Regions from separate parts of the Homo sapiens genome. Here regions 1, 3, 4, 5, 6 and 7 are each linked to region 2. A link is a contact called in ENCODE Hi-C or POLR2A ChIA-PET data. All regions are on one chromosome and are shown on one strand. The core of a region is the stretch at or near the end of the contact, and the rest is flanking DNA. Distances in the headings are between cores, read along the strand shown.

Region 1 (3,091 bases), core at 367-2,866, 2.3 Mb before region 2:
ACTTTCCTGAAATAACATGTCTATTTTATTTACACTATTTAAAAACACATTATGTAAGTTAACTAAAACAAACTGCAACCACCCATTCGACAACTCTTCGAGAATGACTGGGGAAGCCACATTTAACAAAACAAACTTCATTTTAGTATATTTCTGCTTAGAATGCCCATAAAGACTGATATCGCTACAAGAATTACACTACTGCAAAATTTTTAAACACAGGACTCATGTGAGCTTGCTGAGAAAACTCTGCACACCCCCTACACACCTGTACTTAATATGACATGACCCTCAGAGATACTAAAACACCCTCTGTTAAGCAGAAAACAAACTTTTAAAGTTAGGAAAGTAGCAACGCGGGAATCTGGGTAGGAGGTGCCCTGGGTTGTAAACACCCCAGTCAGAGAACATAACAAGCAATTCAGAGCAACATATTAAGTCCCTATGGGGCTCCAACTTGGACTGCTTAAGTCCCAAGACCACATCCTGGTGTCTGGGAAGAGTTTGGGTAATAGAAGAGAGGGAGAAGGAAAATCAGAGAAGCGATGAAAGCGTTCTATTTTTCTCCTTCTCAACCCCCATCCCAGCATCTTGGAGGCTGGTCACCAGTCTGGGTGCCATATCCACCAGAAGCCCTAAATCAATATCCCAACCACCTGATACCTAGGCTAAAGACATGTGTATATCAGCCATCTCCTTCCCAAACACCTCTTATCGCTCTCAAGGCTCATATCCTTCCAGAAGCCATGCCTTATGGCGACTCAGCTCACCCATACTGTCCTCTTAAATTAATTCACTTAATTTTCTCCAAATCCATACTTTCTCTCTGATATCATGTCCCTGATGTTCTTTTAATTAATTCAATCAAAATGCCATGACCCTCATTTCCAATAATCCACCCCATCTATCTTTTCTGCCAAACCCAACGGGGTGTTGTGTCACCAGATCAAGATCTTTGTTCTCATCTACTCATTCCTACCTCCTTCCTATTACCCTTTTCCAATTCCAAGCTCCTAATCCCACTCTTTGGGAAGCCCTGGGTTTCTAACTTAGTTTAGTATCCCTCCTCTTTCTCCCATTCCACCCCATCCCATGATCCTTCCATTAGGCTCCACTAGACTACCCTTCCCTCAGGATTCAATTCCCCTCTCCTTGCCACGCCCTGTGCCCCCCGGGGCTACTTACACCAAGTTCTCCCCACACTTCAAGCCTCTGGCCCCGCCTTCCCCCCAAAGGAAGGAGGCGGGAGTAGGGAGAGAAGGGCGGCGCTCGGCAACGTAAAAGCGATCTCCCATTAGCGCTCATCGCCGCCAATCGAGGCTTCCTTCTCTCCCATTGGTCGGCTTTGGCCTATGCCCCACCCTCTTCCTCAGACAGGGCCCGGCCACCGCCTCAGCGCCCCCGTCCAACACAGACTGGGAGGGGAGACCCCAGCCTGGAACGCTGGGACTGGCCAGAGTTGAAAGGGAGACTCCCGTCAGATCATGGACTAGCTAATGTTAAAAGGACTTACCGGCTGGTAGCTCCGTTGCCTCCCGCCTGCCCGCGCTCGGTCCTACAATCTGTCTCCAGCTCCTCCTTTCCCCCCTTGGCGGAACGGATACTTTCCTCCCGTCCGGCCAGGCGCGCTCAACTCTCGCGAGAAGTCATGGGTCCGCGGGGGAAGGGCGAGATCCGTGGGGGCTGAGTTGGAAAGCGGCCGAGAGGCGGGGGCTCCGGGAAAAGAAGGGGCCGGGCTTACTGTGGGCAGGGCTGGGGAGGGAGACTGAGCGAGTACTGTCCACACAGGTCACACGTGTTCGGCTGCAGAATCTAGCGGGAGAAAGAAAGGAAAAAGGAGAGAGGATCTTTACAGGTGCCTGTAGTGGTGGTTACTACTATCTTTCAGAGTCATCGCTTCCTTAACGGCAAAGTAATTTAAAATACCCTTAGCGCTAGAAATGAAGTCCATGTACGGACAAAGCAATCCACCCGCACAGCAATTCTAACACTACCATTTTACTAGCCCTATTGCCTTGGGTGAAAACCTTCTCTGAGTCTCTGTACAATGGGACTAACAATCTCATTTTATTCAAATAGTTGTAATGATCAAATGAGATACATGAAACTGCTTGGGGATTTTTTAAAATCACTATATTATTCAGCAAATATTTTCACAAAACGTAGGGCATACTACATGCAAAGCATTGTTCTGCAGTCGAATGCTCTATCCCTGAGCTATACCCCCCGTGCAAAGCATTGTTCTAAGCATGGGGTTAAGGAGTTACCAACCCAGGTAGAATTTATATTTGAGTGAGGAAGGGGAGACAGTTAAAAAGCCAATAAACACAAATATTTCAAATAGTGAAAAGCGCTTCAGGATAGTGAGACAGAAGGTGACTAGGAGTGGGGAAGAAGCTTTACTCCTAGTGTTTGAGAGAAGACCTCTTTGAGGAAGTAACACACCAGGAGTTGAATTATGACCTGGGAAGATTTCGGGGGAAATATCAAATGCAAAGTCTATAGTCTTACATTTATATGTCTTGTTCAAGACAAACCAGGAAAAGAAAAAAGAAAAACAAAAAACAGGCTGGGTGCAGTGGCTCACGTCTGTAATCCCAACACTGCTAGGCCGAGGCAAGAGGATCGCCTGAGCCCAGGAATTTGAGACCAGCCTGGGCAACATGGCGAAAACTCAGCTCTACGAAAAAATATAAAATTAGCCGGGCATGGTGGCCTGCACCTGTAGTAGCTATTCGGGGGGCTAAGTGGGAAGATCGCTTGAGCCCAGGAGGTTGAGGTGGCAGTGAGCCCACATCAGGCCACTGCACTCCAGCCTGGACAACAGAGTGAAACCCTGTCTCGATAAATAAATAAAATAAATAATTTTCTTAAAATTTAACGAATTGTAGTTGACTTAAAATATTATCTATGGAATCTCTGTTCTCTCCTTTTGCAGCTTTATGTTACTCAGCTTTCTGAACTTTCTGTCTAGCATCTCATCTATCCTCACAGCACCCTCTGAGAGGTAGGAAGAATCTGGGTGATTTCTCCCTAGATACCTAAAATGAAACAGATGTAAAATCTTTCTTTCTTATGTAGTGAATTGAGA
Region 2 (3,125 bases), core at 221-2,720:
AGATACTTTCCTGTTTGCCTTTTCCCACCTTAGACCCCTCAATTTCTATCACCATCACGGGAGAAGGTAGCGAAGGGTGGCTCCATCAGGGAGAAAACTCAAGCTGAAAGTTGTATTAGGGTCCTCTTCCCTTCACACCTCTAAACCTCAGTGACCCAACAAATGAAGATACGGGAGAGGAAAAGGTACTATGTAGAAACGAGGAGGTCTTCAGCAAATAAAGCTTCGAGAAAAATAATGAAAACGGGACTGGGGTAGGGCAGAAACCAAGTATAGCTGAGATGGGGGAGGGGAAAAGAAGGAGGGCAGGAACTGGAGGGAAATGAGAGTGTAGAAGCCCCCAAGCCTGAAGAACCTAAAAGAGATATGAGTGGTCCAACTGCTGGAGAAAAGCTAAGGGCCCGTGAGGGTCCTGAAGCAGGGACCAGCACTGAAGGACCCCAGGGTTTGGGTGACCGGAAGCAGAGACCCCAAACACGAGACCAGAAGGGGGCGCAGGAGACACCCCGTAGGAGAGAATGAATGGGGAAGGCGGTCCGGGGGGCGGGGCAAAGGAGGGGCCCCGGGATGGGCGGGGCACAGACCCCTTTCCAAGTCCGAACCCCTGCCCCGAGAGCCCGGAGAGAAGCGGCTCCGCGCCTCCCGCACTCACCGCCGGTCTCGTCAGTAACATAGGGAGTCGCCATCTTGAAAACGCAAACCACTTCCGGCGTGAGCGGGCTGGGGTCCCGCCCCCCTCCCCACCGGAAGTGGAGTCCCGATCGTAGCAAGCCACCATCTTAGTCTTAAAGGGAGAGTGCACCATTTCATGGGCGGAGGTGGAGGAGGAGGAAGAGTGGAGAAGCTGAAATAGTTAATAAAATAAAGCCGTGGGCTTTTTACTGCCACCGATACCATTACTGAGCGCTTGCTGCCTGTAAAACAGTCCTCAGGGAGCCAAGAGAAGTTCCGAGGCACAGTCCCTCTCATCCCCAGGAACTCCTCGTACGTCCAGGACCTGCGAGGGAAAAGGGCGCAAGGCCCACCTGCACCCAAAAAGGGGGCCTTATAAATGAAGAAAGGAAGAATATCCAGGCTCTGGCCTGCACCCAGATCTCAGAGCGGCTTGGTGACGTGGAGCAGACAAACTCCAGGAACGCACTGGGGCGCACAAGTGTTTCTAGGGACGGTTGGAGACCCTATCTAACCCTAAGAAGGTGGGGAGGTCGAATTCGTGTGCCGATTGCTGTCGGCCAACCCACTCAACCACCAGAGACCCGCGGGAGGGGCGTGCAAGGCGGAGGGCGCCGCGGGTCGGTCACCTGTCTCCGTAGCCGCAGGGCTGCCGGCAGCTTCCATGGCCGAAGAGGCAGCGGACCAGGTTGGGCGGGCGGCCCTGGCCTGGCTCTGCCCCGCTGGGCGGCGCCGGGGATTCGGCGGCGAAGTGATGAGGGCCCTAGTTGCTTCTCGCCCAGACCTCCTAACCCTGAGTGCCTCCTCGGGCTGGGCCCTAGGGTCAGAGGGCAGGGTGAAAGCTTCTGGGCGGACCTACTTAGTATTCTAATTAAACTCGTCCAACCGCTGAGGATCTAAAGCGGGGCAACTCGCCAATAATCCGGTCCCGTAGTGTCACTCCATTTGTAGTCCTGCCCTGCGCCGTACCTCCCTATTCTGCAGACGAACCCATATGGTCTCCCTCCGCCGCCCATTTCAGCAACTGTTGTTCCTTCAGGGCTAAGTCCTGTTAAACTTGTTTCCCCTACAGCCTGAGAGGAGCCCGGCTGCAGGTTCCTCTCCTCAGGTGTCAACTCTGCCCTCCTCCACCCTCATATAGCTTTTTCCTTATCAACCCTTTTACCTTCCTGCTTATATCCCCACTTTGGCTTAGTTTAATGTCCAGCAGTACCCCTGGAACCAGGGAGGAGGCAGGAGGTAAGTATTGGTGACTACCTCCAACACTAGGCAGCATGTCCCATTTAAAAAACAAAACAAAACCCAGGCGCGGTTGCTCACGCCTGTAATCCCAGCACTTTGGGAGGCCAAGGCGGGTGGATCACGAGGTCCGGAGTTCAAGACCAACCTGGCCAAGATGGCGAAACCCCGTCTCTACTAAAAATACAAAAAAATTAGCCGGGCGTGGTGGCGGGTGCCTGTAATCTCAGCTACTCGGGAGGCTGAGGCAGAGAATTTCTTGAATCTGGGAGGCGGAGGTTGCAGTGAGCCAAGATCGCTCCACTGCACTCCAGCTTGGACGACAGAGTGGGACCCCGTCTCAAAAAAAAAAAAAAAAAAAAAAAAAAAAAACTAAAAAACTGAGCAATGGCTGACTAGGACCTTTATAAGACAAATTAGGCCTCAGAAGTTTTCTGGGGGCCGCAGCTTGCCTTCCTTCCCATCCTCCATGTCTGTGACTTCCACTAGAGGCCAATTCAGAATGTCTGGGGGTGGGGCTCATTTAAAAAGTATTTCCAGGCCGGGTGCGGTGTCTCATGCCTGTAATCCCAGCACTTTGGGAGGCCCAGGTGGGCAGATCACTTGAGGTCAGGAGTTCGAGACCAGCCATGGCCAACATGGTGAAATCCCATCTCTACTAAAAATACAAAAATTAGCCGGGTGTGGTGGCGAGTGCCTGTAATCCCAGCTACTCGGGAGGCTGAGGAATGAACCTGGGAGGTGGAGGTTGCAGTGAGCCAAGATCGTGCCACTGCACTCCAGCTTGTATTATAGAGCAAGACTCAGTCTCAAAATAAATAAATAAAAAGTATTTGCATACGATACACTGTTATTGCAAGTGTTGTGACACTGTGGTCTTAAACCCTTGCTCTCTTTTCACCGATTGTACTTCAGCCCTGCAGGGTCTAACATCTTGTCCTTAACCTTGTTATGATTAGACGTGAGAGTGTGGGATGAAGCCTCTAAGAACTAATGGGATACGTTGGTCTTGACTGAACTACCTCAGGAGTGGTCTCTGCAGCTTTCAGAGGCTGCTCAATAGACCTTTGTGCAGGAGGGAAACCTAAAGTCGCCCCTGTTCACTACCAACCCTAGGCCCCCTTCCCACCCCCAGACATCCTGCCTCAGCACTAGGGTTGACAGGAAGTGAAACTCAATTGTCTGCTTAGTAGACCTGCCTGGGACCCAACCCG
Region 3 (3,176 bases), core at 643-3,142, 2.9 Mb before region 2:
CGTGACTTACATAAAGTACACAAATCTTAAGTATTCACAAATCTTAAGTATACGAATTCTAGATATACACCCATGTAACCACCACTCACATCAGGATACTAAGTAATCCTTTTTAAAATTTTATTTCAACTCATGACATTTCTCTGCCTTAAATCATTCCACACTTTCCCAATCCCCTCACATGATCAGCCTCACATGATCCAGCCCCTCTCTCTCAAGATTCATCCTGTACCACTCCTCCCTCCCCTGCCCTCACCATATTGCAGCAAACCCAACTGCGCATCCTGTCTTCTCCTAAACCTCTTCAGAAGACATTCCCAGGGATGGCAGCTTGTAATTTAGACCTCTGTCTGAATGTCACTTCCTCAGAGGTCTACTCTGACAGGCAATCTAAAGTTGCACCTAATAACTTATTACACCACCTTGTTTTAATTACTCACAGAATACTTGTTGTAATATTTTATTAGTTGCTTATTATCTGTCCTTCCCCCACTAGAATATAACCTCTTTTGGGACAGTTCTATTCCATGTTGTACCCGCAAGTGTCTGTGCCTGGCACACGGTGGGAAACAAAAATTTTCATTTAATGAATGAAATGGAACATCAGCTAGGGGAAGCATGAATAGCCCTAGTCTCAGAAATCCTAAAGGCCTAAGTTGGACTAAACCTAGTCAGCAAATTGGACCATTAAATGAGGTAAAAGCCCATGACAATTAAGTGTTCAGCATTTGTTACCTTCTTATTCCGTCTAAATATGCCTCATTAAAACCATTCTTACACAAGACGTTCGATTTGTTTTGCCTTTACAAAAAGTAATTTGAAAACAAACAGTGGTTGATGCCTGTAATCCCGGCACTGTGGGAGGCCTCGGAGGGAGGAATGCTTGAGTCCAGGAGTTCGAGACCAGCCCAGGCGACACAGGGAGACACACCGCCCCCCCCAAGCCCGCCACTCTGTCTCCACACAAAGACTTTTTTTTAATTAGCTGGTCCTGGAGGCACTCGCCTGTGGTCCCAGCTACTCAGGAGGCTGAGGTGGAAGAACTGCTTGAGCCCCGGAGGTTGAGGCTGCAGTGAGCCGAGATCGCGCCACTGCACTCCAGCTTGGGAGACAGGGCGAGACCCCGTCTCAAAAAATAAAAATAAATAAAAATAAAATCAGTGATTTCTGATGTGGCTTTTAAAAACTAGGCCGGGCGCGGTGGCTCACGCCTATAATCCAGCACTTTGGGAGGCCGAGGCGGGTGGATAGCCTGAGACCAGGAGTTCAAGACCAGCATGGCCAATATGGTGAAATATCCCGTTTCTACTAAAAATACAAAAAACTAGCAGCGAATGGTGGTGGGCGCCTGTAATCCCAGCTACTCCAGAGGCTGAGGCAGGTGAATCGCCTGAACCCGAGAGGCGGGGGTTGCAATGAGCCGAGGTCGCGCACGCCATTGCACTCCAGCCCGGACAACAGGAGCGAAACTCCGTCTCAAAAAAGTACATTAAACTCAGAATCTTCCCTTTCAGCACATCCATTTCGCCACACCCATCACCGGCTCCGTGCAGAGTAAGCAGAAGCAGCAGCGAAGCCCCGCCCTTCCCGCCACTCTTCCGGCAGGAAGTCTGTGCGTCAGGAGGCCGGCCAGGACTCAGCTCCAGCCCCGCGCTCGCGTGTAGCCCTACGTAAAGCGTGAGGGGTTTCGCGACAACCCAGGCCCCGCCCCTTTGGCCACATGTCGCGCATGTCTTCCCGTCGGACGGCGTGCCACCTCGCCGCGCAGCTTTACGAACCTAGAGCAGCGCCGCCCCGCCTCCTGTCTCCGTCCTCACCTCCCCGCCCCCTCCCAGCTTCGCGTCTCCTAGCTCGACGCGCCCGCTATAATCACGTGATTGCCTCATCCGGGTCTTTTGCGTTCTCTTTCCCTCTCCCAACATGGCGGCCTCAGGTGAGCGAGCAGCCGAGCGCGGCCAAGGACTGGGCTCTGAAACCCCCCTCCGAGCGTGATCCACTGATTTCCTGAAGTCGGGGAATTGCTGGCACTGGTTCCTTTCTGAATTGAGGGCTGCGGCAGGCTGGCGGCGTGGCCCTGTTAGGTTACTGCCTCTGGATGTTTGGGGGGGAGGGGAAGGACACCTTCCCCTCCCCCTCACACTCTTTTCACCCTTTCTGCGCGAGATTGGAATAGGCAGTAATGGTAGACTCTGGCTTGAATTGGGGAAGGAGGCGCAGAAAGGTGTGCGGGTGGTGCGAGGCCTTTTCGTAGACGTGAATCACCGTGCCCGCGTGAAGGCGTGGAGGAAGGAAGGAGGCGGTTGCTGCGCGGACGAGTGCACATTAGACTACGTCTCCAAGGCGCGAGGCTGTAGCGGACCGGAGTGGGGGGTAGGGGAGTAAGTGTGGTGGGGGGGAGCAGTTGGAACGCGAGCGCGAGTTGGTGGAGGGGCGGGGGAAGGCAGCGGTGCGCGTGCGCGGTAGGAGACACGAGGGTAGTAGAGACGGGCGCGCCTTCAATGCGTGCGCTAGAACCCAGATGGGAAGCTTTTTAACGCGCCTGTGTTGCGCACTTATGTCCTTTTAGGTTGTCTCTTCCCTTTCTAGAGTGTGGGCCCTGTGCCTGTATTCTTCTAAGGGTGTGTGTGTTAGCCTTGGAGGTTGGTGCTATTGGCGTTAGATGGGGGTGGGGAATCCAGTTAGGTGCGCCCACGTGTTGGAGAAGCACCGGTGTGCACCTAGATTTCCTTCTAGGCTTTTTTCTCATACTCAATTGGAGGCATTTTTTACTCAGCGCAGCTATATGCCAGGATCAGGTTTCGCTTCCGGCGCTTCCATGTTGGTTGAATTTGGATAGCTCCAATGGTAGATTTCAGCCTTTTTTTTTTTTTTTTTTTTTTTTTTTTAAGGTAACTGTGCAACTACCAGCAGGTACTTTTAAAATAGTGCTTACTAATGGCTGGAGTTGCTTACTTCTTTAGACAACCTTGGAGGGGAGTATCAGTGCCTTGCAAGTCTAATTACATTTCTAATGGGCTTATAAAAGCAGTGATGACCCAACATCTTGTAGCATTGATTTTAGTTTGAGGAATATAGTTTGTTTTCTCTGGCATGACCTTGCATTCTTCAAAACATTATTTGAACTTCTATCTCTGGGTGCTCATTTCTTACCTAGTAATTCATCGTCTCTATTACAA
Region 4 (3,038 bases), core at 394-2,893, 2.5 Mb before region 2:
AACACTACAACTCATTTGCTTTGTGACCTTGGGTAAGTCACTTCTCAGCCTAAATGTCTTCACTTATAAAATACATAATATAGCTGATACTTAATAAAATCTTCCTTTTAAGGATGACATGGAATACTAACTGCCTCCCTGACTTAGGCACCTAACACGGTAGGCAGTCAGCAATCACTTCACCTTTTTACCTGTTTAAAGCAGCAGAGGCCTCAGTTCTTACCTTCAAAGGGCTTAAAATAGTTTAGGAGAATTCACATTTTAAAACATAAGAACATATAAGCAGGTGACAACATATAAGATACAAATACTGAAGGACATGACCTCATCGTGTCATTGACAAGCTATTAAGGCCGGCTCCACCAAAACACGGATAAAGAGGAGGCCAGAAATCCAGGTGCCTGCAGTAAAGTTTCTTAACCTTCGTGATTGCAAAAAGCTGGAGCTCAGCTATCTTGCTTTATGCATAGGCGGTATTTACTATTAAGGGGGAAAAAATGGAAGTGACTTATCCGCACTTTAGCCTCAAGGCTTGAAAAGTTAACCAGTCGTTTAAGTGGTTAGCGCCTTTGTCTGGGGGAACTTAATAAAATCGCGTTTTCTGGAGTCTCACGGAGACTCTGCATATTGGTCAGCTCAGTATTAACTTATTCGGTGAGTGCTGTCACCAGATCTCGTCCCGCCTGCATTCCCAGGGCTTGCAGCGACATTGAGGCATCTGCCCGCCTGTCCGACCACCCGGGAGGGGGGTAAGATTTGAGAGGTACTTTATAGGGGCAGTTAAATGAAGACGCAAACAAGTCCTAGTGTTGATGCGGAACTGCGCGCCGAATGCCTTGGCTCTGACACCTGTTGAGCTGCAGGACTCCGCTAAAGCGTCCCACCTAATGACTGTAACAACGTCCCCTGAGGAGGGCCAATATGGCGACGGTCTCCTCTTGGCATAGCCCTCTTCCCTCCCTCATGATGGGCAGCTCCAGTAACGCCCATTGGCTAACTAGGAGGCGGTGCCAGGCCTACTTCGTCCCCTCATTGGATTGAATAACTGAGGGAGCCGCCAATTCTCCTCTGCCACTCCAAGTTTCCGCCCTCAGTTAATTCGGCGTTTAATTGGCTTTTAGTTCACGTCAATATGCGTCCTTTCCTGTCTCTTTTCAGTCTAACTCCAATCATAACGTTCCTGGCTGCCCGCCTGATTTCTGATTGGTTTTAATCAGCTTCATCCTCTCCTATTCCTGCCTACTTCTTACCTCTCCGCCCACTAGGATTTTGCCCAAGCATATCCCGGATTCTGGTTGGCCGTTGTTCTGTCATTCCTATCAAAGCTTTGCCTATCCCTACGTCTCAGGGAGCCCGCCTGCCGGTTGACTGGTTTCCTTCCAAGCCAATCATCTCCAGCTCCCGCCCATCTTCACTTCCTGCATCCTTCATTGGCTTTTAACACTGAGAGGGCGGTCTTTTTAGGCGGACACCAGGCACGCAACTTAGTCTCACACGCCTTGGAGAGCAAGCGAGTCTTGCCATTGGATAATTCCACCGTCTTTCTTCTGCAAGTCCCTCCTTTCCCCCTCCCTCATTGGGCGGGGCAGCAGAGAAGGGGCGGGGCCTAGGTTGGGCTTGTGGCGCGCTGCTCCCTCCTCCTTACCCCCCCCTCCCTGTCCGGTCCGGGTTCGCTTGCCTCGTCAGCGTCCGCGTTTTTCCCGGCCCCCCCCAACCCCCCCGGACAGGACCCCCTTGAGCTTGTCCCTCAGCTGCCACCATGAGCGGTAAGGATGAGTCCACTCCAAGCTTAGGGGTGGGAGGCGAGTGAGGGGGCGCGCGCGAGGGCCGACCGGGCGATCCCCGCCGTGAAGCGGGGGCGGGCGGGAGGCGGCGGCGGCGGCGGCCTAGGTCCCGCCCGGGGCGGAGGGAAGGGAGGGAGACGGGGCAGTGGCGGGGCCTCCGAGGAGGAGGGGGATGGGCCGCCCGCCCCGGGGGAGGGGGCAGCGTGGCCTCGCCCGCCCCCTGCCCGCCCCGGCCACGGGGGACGGGCCTTACCCCCCACTACTCGGCCGCCCGCCTGAGGCTCCTCCCGCCGGGGGCTGGAGCCGCGGGGGCGGCCCGAGCAGCGAAGGCCCCGCCCGGGCCAACCGCCTGCCTGGTCCGCCCTCTGGTCGCCGCCTGCTCCAAGGCCCTCCTCCCCCCACTTTCCGTAGATTTCCCTTCCCCCCCGCCCCCCACCGTCCCGCCCTTTCCACGCCCCTCACCCCGAAACCGCCCTTTCCCTCAGGGCCCGCCCTCCGCCCCGAAACCTTCTGACTACTAACCTGTAGATCCCTTTAGTTCCTTAGCAGTATTCACAAATGTTTTTCTACTCACACTTTTTACTTCTTTTTCCCCTCTCGTTACTTTTCACACTTGGATTTTTGTTTGTCTTTTTTTTTTTTTTTTTTTTTGAGACGGAGTTTTCGCTCTTGTTACCCAGACTGGAATGCAATGGTGCGATCTCGGCTCACTGCAACCTCTGCCTCCCGGATTCAGGCGATTCTCCTGCCTCAGCCTCCGGGAGTAGCTGGAATTACAGGCATGCGCCACCACACCCGGCTAATTTTGTATTTTTAGTAGAGACAGGGTTTCTCCATGTTGGTCAGGCTGGTCTCAAAACTCCCGACCCCAGGTGATCTGCCTGCCTCCGCCTCCCAAAGTAATGGGATTACAGGCGTGACCACCGCGCCTGGCCTCTCCATCTCTTTTAAACTTAATTTTAGCAAGCTTTCCATGCACCCACATGTTGTTTTATGCCTTACCTGTCCTTTTCCTTTTTTTCCCTTAGGATACTTTTTCTTATTTAGAAACTCTCACCATGCCTACCGTCCTTCACATTTCCTATCCCCAAAGCACTTTTTGAATGTTTTCTTAGTTTAATTTTGTACAAGGGAGAATTAAGGCCCACTTTTGGCACATTGAACCTAGTTCATGTCCTGCATGCCCTGCAGCTCCCCTCTGCCCTCCAATCCATTTTCTTTATACTGGTGGCTTTCGCCTTCCTGTTAGTCATT
Region 5 (2,936 bases), core at 398-2,897, 2.4 Mb before region 2:
AGCCCCGTCCCTGCTCGGCTTGAACTCCCGCTCCTTCCAGGGCCCCCGCCCCTGGCCCCCCGGGACGGACACGCCCTGAGCGGGGGATGCTGCGATGGAGCCGCCGGCCTCTTAAAGGAGCCCGCTGCTGCCATCCGGCGCGCTCCAGGCTCGTACCTGGCCCGCCTGGGCCCCGCGCCTCCCTGCTGGCGGTGTCCTATGGAGGTCCCACCTCAGGCCTCAGGCTGATTCCACAGGAACCCCCTATGACCCGTCTTATAGACTCCTTTCTACATCGGAGAGAGCAGCCCCTCAGTTGGGATCCCTAGCGCTCTGGCATTGCTCCCCCTATCATACCGATCTTGCCAGCTCTCCTTCCCTTGATTGTCACCACTCACTCCAATTTCACCCACTTGGAATTCACTCGGCTCTAGGCCCCATCCTCCTCCAGTGTTCCTGGATGACCCCTCATTATCATTTCAAGATTCCTCTGGACCTCCAACCCCGGCTCAGAGTAAGACATCTTTCTTGACCCCTTCTCAGAACACTCATTAGAACCTTTTTTTTTTTTAATGTGGTCTCTCCCTTTCTCTCTCCAAGGTCACAAGATTTCCCTCAGCCCAGTGGTTGTGCAACTTTGGGGGAGGAGGCAATGGGGCTCTAGGACTAAACAATGCGCGTCTGCTCAACACCCAGATCAGTTGATTAATCTTAGGCGGCCAAAATTCACTTTTGCTCTCTTCAGCTGAGAGACCCAAGACTCATGGAAGAGGGAACAAGACCACCAAGGTGCCTAGTCCTTCTAATCCTGTCGTCCCACATTACAGCCTGATTATCAGGCCCCAGAGGTTTCCTCGCCAGTTAAAGAGAGGTTCACTAGAGCGGTTCTAAAAAGGTTTCACAAAAGAAGCAACACCTGAAGGGAGGTGAAGGACGACCTAGGAAAAGGAAGCAAGTTCTGTGTCACGGAGGCCCAAGGGCAAGGGGCTTAGGCTGTGGGTTGAGGGGACTGTCTGAGACGGACTTAAACCTGCACCAGCTCCAGAGCCCTGCGGAAACAGAGATCGGTCCCCTCCGGCGTCTAGGTAAGGCCCACCCTCCCAGACCGCAAAGAGCCAGGATCCGACGGCAGCCTCTCCGGACCAATCACAACCTTCCTTCATCAAGGAGGCGGGGTCGGGGGGGGCTGACTTTTCCTTGTCTCCGCCCCTTTAGTCGAAGTAACCAATCTCAGTGCACCTAGGGGAAGTAATCGCAATGGGAGTAACCAATGACGCCATGAAGCTTCTCGTGCGTGCTTGACCCTGCCTCTCCAGCTGCGACACAGATGGCGCGCGGGCTCTTGGGTTCTGTAGTTTTCTCGCGATCCAAAAGGCTCCGTGCCCAAGTGAGTCCTTACCGCCTCCCTACCCAGCGGCTTCCCCTCCGCTAGTACGCATGTCCACAGCTTCACGGACCGGGAGAGAGGGGGCGCGGAAGGAAGGAGGCGGGACGGTATTACAAACAAAAAAATACGGCCTTCTCGAGAAGCGACGGCGGAGGGCCCGCTCCTCCCAGAAGGCGGTGCAGCCTGCCCGGGCGAGCCACGCACGCAGAGGGTTGTGGGGCGGATAGCTCCCCTCCAGATGGAGGCTCACGAAGTAGGGTGGGCGGGGGACTCCATATCCCAGCGTGCCCCGCGGCGGGCCCTACCGGCCGCGACTCCGGGCTTGGCCCCGGCCCTAGCTCGTCGGCTGTGTATTGGGGCGCGTGGAGGCTGCAGTCACGGTGGCGCCCGCGGGGACGGAGGAGGGAATGAGTGAAGAGGAGCAAGGCTCCGGCACTACCACGGGCTGCGGGCTGCCTAGGTGAGCCGTCTCGTACCGATTCCTTCAGGGCGAAAAGCGTGGGGCCGTGCGGAGGGAGTAGCGGCGCGGCCCCAGCATGCACCTGGCCTGAGGGTTGTTCCCGGCAAGCACTGGGGCAGTGGGCAGTGGTTCCCGGCGTGCACCGGGGCAGTGGCTGCTGCCTCCAGCTCTAAATAGTTTGGGGTTGGCCCGGTTCCCAGACTGCACTGGAACACTGGGCTTTATGCCCCCACATTCAGTGCATTTGGTGGGTACTGGGTTCCTGGCTTGCACTGTGTCAGGGGGTATGCACTTTCAACCTGCATTGGGGCACAGGATCGTGCCCACCTTAACTGAGGCAGGAGCAATGCATTCTTCCCCCCTTGCTTTGGGGTAGTGGGCCCTACTTTTCCAGCCTGCACCTCCACTTGGAACCCAGCCAATGGATGCTAGACTGTCTGGGGTTCCTTGGACCCTATGTCCCCCATAATGTGCCTAGGTCTGGTATGGAAGTGCTTGGCTAGGTGGGTGCAGAGAGGGGAGGTGTGATGTGGGTCTGTGCCCCTTCCCCCAGTATAGAGCAAATGCTGGCCGCCAACCCAGGCAAGACCCCGATCAGCCTTCTGCAGGAGTATGGGACCAGAATAGGGAAGACGCCTGTGTACGACCTTCTCAAAGCCGAGGGCCAAGCCCACCAGCCTAATTTCACCTTCCGGGTCACCGTTGGCGACACCAGCTGCACTGGTGAGGAAGGCTTGGGCAGCCTGGCTGGGGTGTGCATTTGCAGGTCCCCATGGCTTTGTTTCTTGGAGTCTCTCTCTTCACAGTCCTTTTCTCCAAGGCCAGTGAGGGAAGGAGAGATTTCAGGGGAAAAGCTACTGACTGGATTGGGAGAACAGGGCTGTAAGAAGGTGGGTAGGACGTGGGAGAGTTAGAGGAGCGAGCAGGACTCCCACAGTGATCTGGCAGATCCCCATCACCCTAGAGGAAAAGTAAGAGAAGATAACTGAAATCCCAGTGGAGTATTTGGGGGAGTGAGTGCCTGGCGTGCTGGGCTCTGTTCCCGGTGCTTAACCAAATTCCCGTTTAATTTTAAACCTCAGTCTAACCAATGATTGTAGGTGGTAGTAT
Region 6 (2,938 bases), core at 151-2,650, 2.6 Mb before region 2:
CTTATATCTGATCTTGCTGAGCTTCAGGTAAAAGCTCAGAAGTGGTAATGCCATGAGGTGGGGGCAGGGAGCAGGTTCACCTAATCAAGCCAGAAAGCAAGGCAAGTTACTAGAGATGAAATGGAAGTACTTTTTCCATAGTGTTCCTGGGAAGGGCAAGGAAGGGAACCTGACATTTATTGAGCATTTGAGTTCTATAATAAGGACTAAAAATTTCATATGATTTAGGATATACAGCTCTCGTGGAGACAGCCTGAATAAAAGTCTTTTGAAGAACACCCCAAGGTAAAGGGGTGTTGACTCATTTTCCAGGATCTGCAGACTGTGACCCAGGAAACCCTTTGCCATGCCTCACCAAATGTTGATGCATCTCTTCCACACTTGCTCCCGGTGATGGATGAAGGCAGTTCTTGTGCCATGGTCCAGCCTTCCAGGGGTCTTTAGGGGATCCTTTGTCAGTTGTAGGACAGGAAGATTGATCCACTATAGCACAAAAGTGAGGAGTGTGACGGTGATTCAGTCTCTTCCCAAATCTTTAATTCCGTGCCATCTCCAACCCACCGCTGGGCTAAGTATAAGAGATTCCAGAGGTCTGTTTCCCATTTCCACAAAGCTAACACTTGTGAGAATGGGAAACAAGTCTTAGCTCCCGTATCTGTGCAACTAGAATAATATTTCATAGGGTTGCTGTGATTATGAAACCATATGACATTTTTAGAAAACACCTGACTCAGCCTCTTTCTTACATAGCAAACGCTCAATAAATGTCAGTTTCCCTTCCTTGTCCTTCCCAGGAACACCATGGAAAAAAGTTCCATGTTGTATCCTTCTGATCCTCCCCAGATACTGTCCCCAACTTTTAGATAGTTCTCCCGCATCCTCACACTCCCTAGATTCTCCCTCATTCTCTCCATTCCCTCTAGGCCTCCTCCACAGCTCCTTAACCGTTCCCCCGTTATACTCCAATCCCAGTCCTAAAACAGATTCCAGCCCTTCTAGCCTCCTGCCGGGGCCAAGCTGTTTCCACTCCGCCAGACTCTGTGACCCTGCCCCTGTCACACTGCCTCCTTTCCCCAGTAGTCCCCGACTCCGCCCCCATGCCTGTAGGTCCCCTCCCTCCTCGCCCTGGCCACCTGGCCCCGGAAGTCGGGGGGCGGGCTCTCATAGCTACTGCCCGTCACCAGCTCGTTATTGTGCTCATATAGGGTGACTTGACCCCGAGGCGGTGGAGGAGGGAACAACCCCAGAGAGCACATCTTGCCGGTTCGCAGGACGTCTGCAGTCGGCAAACTCCTGGCCGGAACGGCACAGACCGCACTCCCGCAACTCGGTTCCCGGGCTAGATTCGTATGCGGACGGGTACCGCAAGGGACAAACGGCGAGGCGGAACTCAACGGAAGTGAAGAAAAGACTAACGGGAAAGAAGGACGAGTACGCGGTCCCGGGACAGACCTCCAAAGCTTCTTCCTGCGCCCCCTGGCGGCCGGAGGGGGAGCAGCGCGGACACGTCCCCCGGCCAACCGTTGGTTACCAGGCTGGAGTGGGGTTTTTTTCTGTTGTTTTCCATGAGACTACTGTTTTTCCCAGCTCCGAATTCCCGAACACCTTCTCCCACTCACTATCTTAGCGCTTAGAAAGCCCGAAATAAGCCACATTCAGGGAAGTACCAAATTAATCCTCCCAGGCCTGTGGATCACCCAGAGGAAAATACAGGCTATGTCACAGGCAGCTGGCTGGAAAGCTGAGGGAAAAGCCTCAGAGAGGAGGAACAGTGCTGCACCCACACGGTTAGGCGTCCTGGAAAGGGAGGTGGGGACGGTTGGAAAACTAACATTTCCTGCCAGGCGCGGTGGCTCACGCCTGTAATCCCAGCACTTTGGGAGGTCGAGGTGGGTGGATCATCTGAAAGGAGTTCGCAGACTAGCCTGGCCAACATGCTGAAAACCCCATCTATACTAAAAATACAAAAATTAGTCGGGCGTGGTGGCGGGCACCTGTAATCCCAGCTAATCGGGAGGCTGAGGCAGGAGAATCTCTTGAACTCCGGAGGGGGAGGTTGCAGTGAGCCAAGATCGCACCATTGCACTCCAGCCTGGGTAACAAGAGGGAAACTTCGTCTCAAAAAGGAAAACTTTATTTTATTTTATTTTTTTGAGAGACAGGGTCTCGCTCTATTGCCCAGGATGAAGGCAGTGGTGCTATCTCAGCTCACTGCAACCTCTGCCTCCCCGGTTCAAGCGATTATCCTGCCTCAACCTCTGGAGTAGCTGGGATTACAGGCATGCTTCACCACGCCCAGCTAAGTTTGTATTTTTAGTAGAGACGAGGTTTTACCATGTTGGCCAGGCTGGTCTCAAACTCCTGACCTCAAGTGATCTGCCTGCTTTGGCCTCCCAAATTGCTGGGATTACAGGCCTGAGCCACCTTGCCGGGCTGCAAAACTATTTCCTGAGCACTTGTTACGATAAGTGCTTTTATAATCTTTACAACCCCATAAGGTGGGTGCTGTTCTGTCACCATGAGGAAAGTGAGTCACAGAGAGATTGGACCTAGATACACCCAAACCAGTTATTCTCACTTAAGAATAAAAGTAAGGCTGGGTGTGGTAGCTCACACCTGTAATCCCAGCACTTTGGGAGGCCGAGGCTGATCTCTTGAGCCCAGGAGTTCAAGACCAGCTTGGGCAAAATAGCAAGACCCTGTATCTACAAAAAATTCAAAAGTTAGCCAGCGTGGTGGTGGCAAGCGTCTTTAGTCCAGCTACTCAGAAGGCTGAGATAGGAGAATCCAGACTACAATGATCCAAGATAGCACCACTGCACTCCAGCCTGGGTCAAAGAGCGAGACCCTGTCAAGCAAGCCAGAGAGAAAGAGCCGGGCGCGGTGGCTCACGCCTGTAATCCCAGCACTTTGGGAAGCTGAGGTGGGCTGATCCCCT
Region 7 (3,101 bases), core at 555-3,054, 2.7 Mb before region 2:
CCAAATTGCCGTGATTACAGGCGTGAGCCATCACCCCCAGCCAAATGTCATGTATTTATCATTTCACACGTCTGCAACTGAATCTGTAGGATAAATCCCTAGCAGAGGACGTGCAGGATAACTAGATAGGTATCATTTGTAATACTGGTGTGTATTTCATCTACATTCTCATGCTAAGAAATATATATATATAGGTGGGTATTGCCAACATAAACTCTTCAGGACTTGTACTGGTCCACATTCCCATCAGCAATGTATGAGAAAGGCCAACTAACTCCTTGTCATAAACCATTTGCATCTTCTTCAGCCTGGGCCCAGAGTCAGGTCCAGATACTCTGCACAGAGTGTGGGAAAGGGGTGGGGTGTTGAGTCCTTGAATGTCCTGGTCCTGCTCCCCACCACCTGTGACCTCAGGCGCCATATATAACGGAGCCTCCACCCCTCGGGGAGAGGCCAGTCCCAGCTCAGCCTCAGCGTAACCTCAGCCCTGCTTGCTCTGCATGCCTGTGGTCAGGGAGGCTGGAGATGCTGCAACCCAAAGCCGGGTTTTGACTCATCTCTCACAAGTGGAGCCCCGGCTGCCGCATAGGTTTTTCAGAGACCTTAGGCCCACTCATCTCCCCTTAAAGGGGGCCCTGGGACTTCCTGGACAGCCCTTTCCTACCTTTCTTTCCAATTATCCTCTCTTCTCCCCTCCTTGAGAATACATGTTCTGCCACCTATTTCTCTGTCTGCTTCTCTGTCTCTCTCTGGCTCCTTTCATTTCAAAACTTCTATTGCATCTCTCTGCTGCTTTTCTCTGCTCCACTTCTTCATAGGGCTATTTTACTTCCTTTTCCCCTCTGTTCCTAACTATAGAATGGCTGAATCTACTACTCCATCCCACTCTTTTTACAAATGGAAACCTAAATTCCATGAGGCCAGGGTCACCCAGTGAACTAGGGGCAGGGCAGGACAGGGCAGGGCCAGGCCTCTGCTGTGCTTTCTCCTTTCCTCCCTCCAACCCAGGCACTATCTCCATCAAAAGTTGTGTTCTCTCCCCACTAGCCCTGGTGGGCTCTGCCTAATCCCATTTCTCTTTCCTTAGGGGTATTCTGCAGTCTTCCCTTCTCTCTCTGGGACCAAGTGGTTATTTCCATTTTTCTGGACTCCATTCTGACTCCAGTACACACCCTGTGACCCCCCTCAGCAGCTGAGAAACAGAGCCTCTTCCAAACCCATCCCTACCTTCCAAATCAAGCAGAACCCTCTGCTGCCCACTGGGAGTCACAAGGAGGGGACGGAACTGAGCTGCTGGGCCTCAGTGTCCCAGGACAGTGGAGTCTGTGACCAAGGTGCCGATTAGGAAGAAGTCTGAGCTGAAGGCAGAGCATTAGGGATAGCAGCTGGGGGTGATGTTGGAAGAACCCTCCCTCAGTATAATCGGTATACCTGCCCTACTTCGGTATAGTCCTTGGCACATGGCAGGCACTCAGATGACAGCACTCATATACATCCCTGCCTCCAGACCCACTCATGGGAAACTGATGCAGGAGAGATTGGGCTTTTGGAGAGGTGGAGGTGGGGGTACTGTGAAACTGGAGGAGGGAACCAGGTCAGGGGATCTTAGGAATGCAGAAAGGAGTTCAGAGCCTTTCTCAAGTCTGGACAGGACCCTCGGTATCCAGGTCAGAGCCCTCTTCCCAAGAGGTTGGGACCAGGTGGGCCAGAGCTTGTAAGGAGAGGAGGCAGAAGGGCTGGTGCCCTGGTACTCACAGGTGCGTGCAGAGCAGTCCTTCCTCTGGCGGCAGCAGCAGCCTTTGTGTACTGATCTGGGAGACGGCAGAGGAGGAAGTGACACTCCCCAGGGTGGGGAAGATTTGGGGTTGGTGGGGGTGACTGATCTAGAAGGTGGTGCAGATAGGGGTGGGGCTGAGCCAAGGGAGTGGACAATACAGAGATCTGGAAGAAAGAAGCCCATTTATTGAACCCCTGTCATGTGTTGAACGTAACATATTACAATTAACCCTCACAACAATCTCATAAGATAGGGGTTAATATTCCCCCAAGCCCCAATTTTACAGATGCAGAGATTGAGGCTTGGAAGCAGGAAATAAAGAATTTTGCCCAAGGTCCCACAGCTAGTAAGTAGCTAGTCTAGGATTTAAAAAAAAAAAAGAAAAAAGATTTTTATTTTAAATTTTTATTATTTTATTTTTTTTATTTTAATTTAATTTAACTTTTGAGACAGGGTCTTGCTCTGTTTCCCAGGCACAATCTCAGCTCACTGTCCCATGGCACAATCTCAGCTCACTGCAAACTCCGCCTCCCAGGTTCAAGCGATTCTCCTGCCTCAGCCTCCCGAATAGCTGGGATTACAGGGGTGCACTACCATGCCCAGCAACGTTTTATATTCTTAATAGAGACGGGGTTTCACCATGTTGGCCAGGCTGGTCTCAAACTCTTGACCTCAATTGATCTGCCCACCTCGGCCTCCCAAAGTGCTGGGATTACAGGTGTGGGCCACCATGCCCAGCCTGTTTTTTATTTTTGAGACAGGGTCTTGCTGTGTTGCCCAGGCTGGTCTGTAACTCCTGGACTCAAGCAATCCTCCCACTTTGGCCTCCTGAGTAGCTGGGATTACAGGCACACTCGGCTGGTCTGGGATTTAAATCCAGGTCTGCCTGCCTCCAAAATTCATGATCTCTCCATTTACTTATATAGGAAGGAACATGATAGGAGGGAATAGGGGCAGTAAGTACTGTAGAGAGGCCAGAAATTACAGACTTGTTCATTTTGAAAACCCAGGATACATTATATAAGTGTGCTTGACTACATAGGCTCTGGAGCCAAGTTGCTAGAGTTCAAATCCTGGCTCTACTACTTACTAGTAGTAAGGAGCTTAGCTGAGTTACTTAAACCTGCCTGCAGCTGTTTTCTCATCTGTCCAGCAAGACTCACAGGATTGTCGTGAGAATTAAAAGAGATAATTCATATCAATTGCCTACAAGACTACCTGGCACATACTAAGTAAGGGCTTGATAAGAGAATTAGTAGGGATGAGAAGTAGCAGAGGTGAGAAGTGAAGAGGCTTTGAGAAATTCAAGGTCCACACAACTGGA

The links. A loop is a pair of places that touch in the nucleus more often than their neighbours do. ChIA-PET counts read pairs that join two places held with the same protein, here RNA polymerase II (POLR2A). Pooled maps may share reads with other maps.
Region 1: a map of naive thymus-derived CD4-positive, alpha-beta T cell shows a loop between it and region 2 (14-fold over the local background). The contact joins the promoter of ATF7-NPFF here to the promoter of PYM1 in region 2. A Hi-C loop is called at or near these places in 1 of 168 maps with a recorded cell type or tissue (naive thymus-derived CD4-positive, alpha-beta T cell), 1 of 37 single-sample maps with no recorded cell type and 6 of 50 pooled maps.
Region 3: a loop to region 2 is called in a map with no recorded cell type, with 10 times the contacts of the local background. The contact joins the promoter of EIF4B here to the promoter of PYM1 in region 2. A Hi-C loop is called at or near these places in 2 of 37 single-sample maps with no recorded cell type and 5 of 50 pooled maps. POLR2A ChIA-PET finds 5 or more read pairs at or near these places in 1 of 52 experiments (activated B cell).
Region 4: a pooled map shows a loop between it and region 2 (16-fold over the local background). The contact joins the promoter of SP1 here to the promoter of PYM1 in region 2. A Hi-C loop is called at or near these places in 2 of 37 single-sample maps with no recorded cell type and 6 of 50 pooled maps.
Region 5: a loop to region 2 is called in a pooled map, with 19 times the contacts of the local background. The contact joins the promoter of TARBP2 here to the promoter of PYM1 in region 2. A Hi-C loop is called at or near these places in 7 of 50 pooled maps.
Region 6: a loop to region 2 is called in a pooled map, with 18 times the contacts of the local background. The contact joins the promoter of AAAS here to the promoter of PYM1 in region 2. A Hi-C loop is called at or near these places in 8 of 50 pooled maps. POLR2A ChIA-PET finds 5 or more read pairs at or near these places in 2 of 52 experiments (OCI-LY7 and activated T-cell).
Region 7: a pooled map shows a loop between it and region 2 (8-fold over the local background). The contact joins the promoter of ITGB7 here to the promoter of PYM1 in region 2. A Hi-C loop is called at or near these places in 1 of 168 maps with a recorded cell type or tissue (OCI-LY7) and 4 of 50 pooled maps. POLR2A ChIA-PET finds 5 or more read pairs at or near these places in 1 of 52 experiments (naive thymus-derived CD4-positive, alpha-beta T cell).

What each region holds. Positions count from the first base shown.
Region 1 is chr12:53,624,766-53,627,856 of GRCh38, forward strand. It overlaps ATF7-NPFF (ATF7-NPFF readthrough), which reads right to left and starts at 1,617. Exons shown (of 15, transcript NR_159377.1): 1 at 1,514-1,617. It overlaps ATF7 (activating transcription factor 7), which reads right to left and starts at 1,617. Exons shown (of 12, transcript NM_006856.3): 1 at 1,514-1,617. RefSeq lists an enhancer at 1,474-1,543.
Region 2 is chr12:55,926,424-55,929,548 of GRCh38, forward strand. It overlaps PYM1 (PYM1 exon junction complex associated factor), which reads right to left and starts at 1,471. Exons shown (of 3, transcript NM_032345.3): 1 at 1,302-1,471. The coding sequence starts at 1,338. It also overlaps a transcript of DGKA not described here. RefSeq lists a silencer at 413-562 and enhancers at 581-1,161, 653-872, 913-1,082, 1,162-1,742.
Region 3 is chr12:53,004,564-53,007,739 of GRCh38, forward strand. EIF4B (eukaryotic translation initiation factor 4B) reads left to right here and starts at 1,893. Exons shown (of 15, transcript NM_001417.7): 1 at 1,893-1,933. The coding sequence starts at 1,921. RefSeq lists enhancers at 1,264-2,007, 2,008-2,751.
Region 4 is chr12:53,378,533-53,381,570 of GRCh38, forward strand. It overlaps SP1 (Sp1 transcription factor), which reads left to right and starts at 1,644. Exons shown (of 6, transcript NM_138473.3): 1 at 1,644-1,766. The coding sequence starts at 1,760. RefSeq lists enhancers at 737-1,237, 1,141-1,440, 1,273-1,567, 2,418-3,038 and a silencer at 1,681-2,310.
Region 5 is chr12:53,499,636-53,502,571 of GRCh38, forward strand. It overlaps TARBP2 (TARBP2 subunit of RISC loading complex), which reads left to right and starts at 1,648. Exons shown (of 9, transcript NM_134323.2): 1 at 1,648-1,826; 2 at 2,380-2,549. The coding sequence starts at 1,774. It also overlaps a transcript of MAP3K12 not described here. RefSeq lists a silencer at 1-189 and an enhancer at 1,283-1,582.
Region 6 is chr12:53,320,210-53,323,147 of GRCh38, forward strand. AAAS (aladin WD repeat nucleoporin) reads right to left here and starts at 1,401. Exons shown (of 16, transcript NM_015665.6): 1 at 1,134-1,401; 2 at 356-483. The coding sequence starts at 1,256. RefSeq lists enhancers at 1-29, 1,248-1,437, 1,518-1,567.
Region 7 is chr12:53,205,447-53,208,547 of GRCh38, forward strand. It overlaps ITGB7 (integrin subunit beta 7), which reads right to left and starts at 1,805. Exons shown (of 16, transcript NM_000889.3): 1 at 1,756-1,805.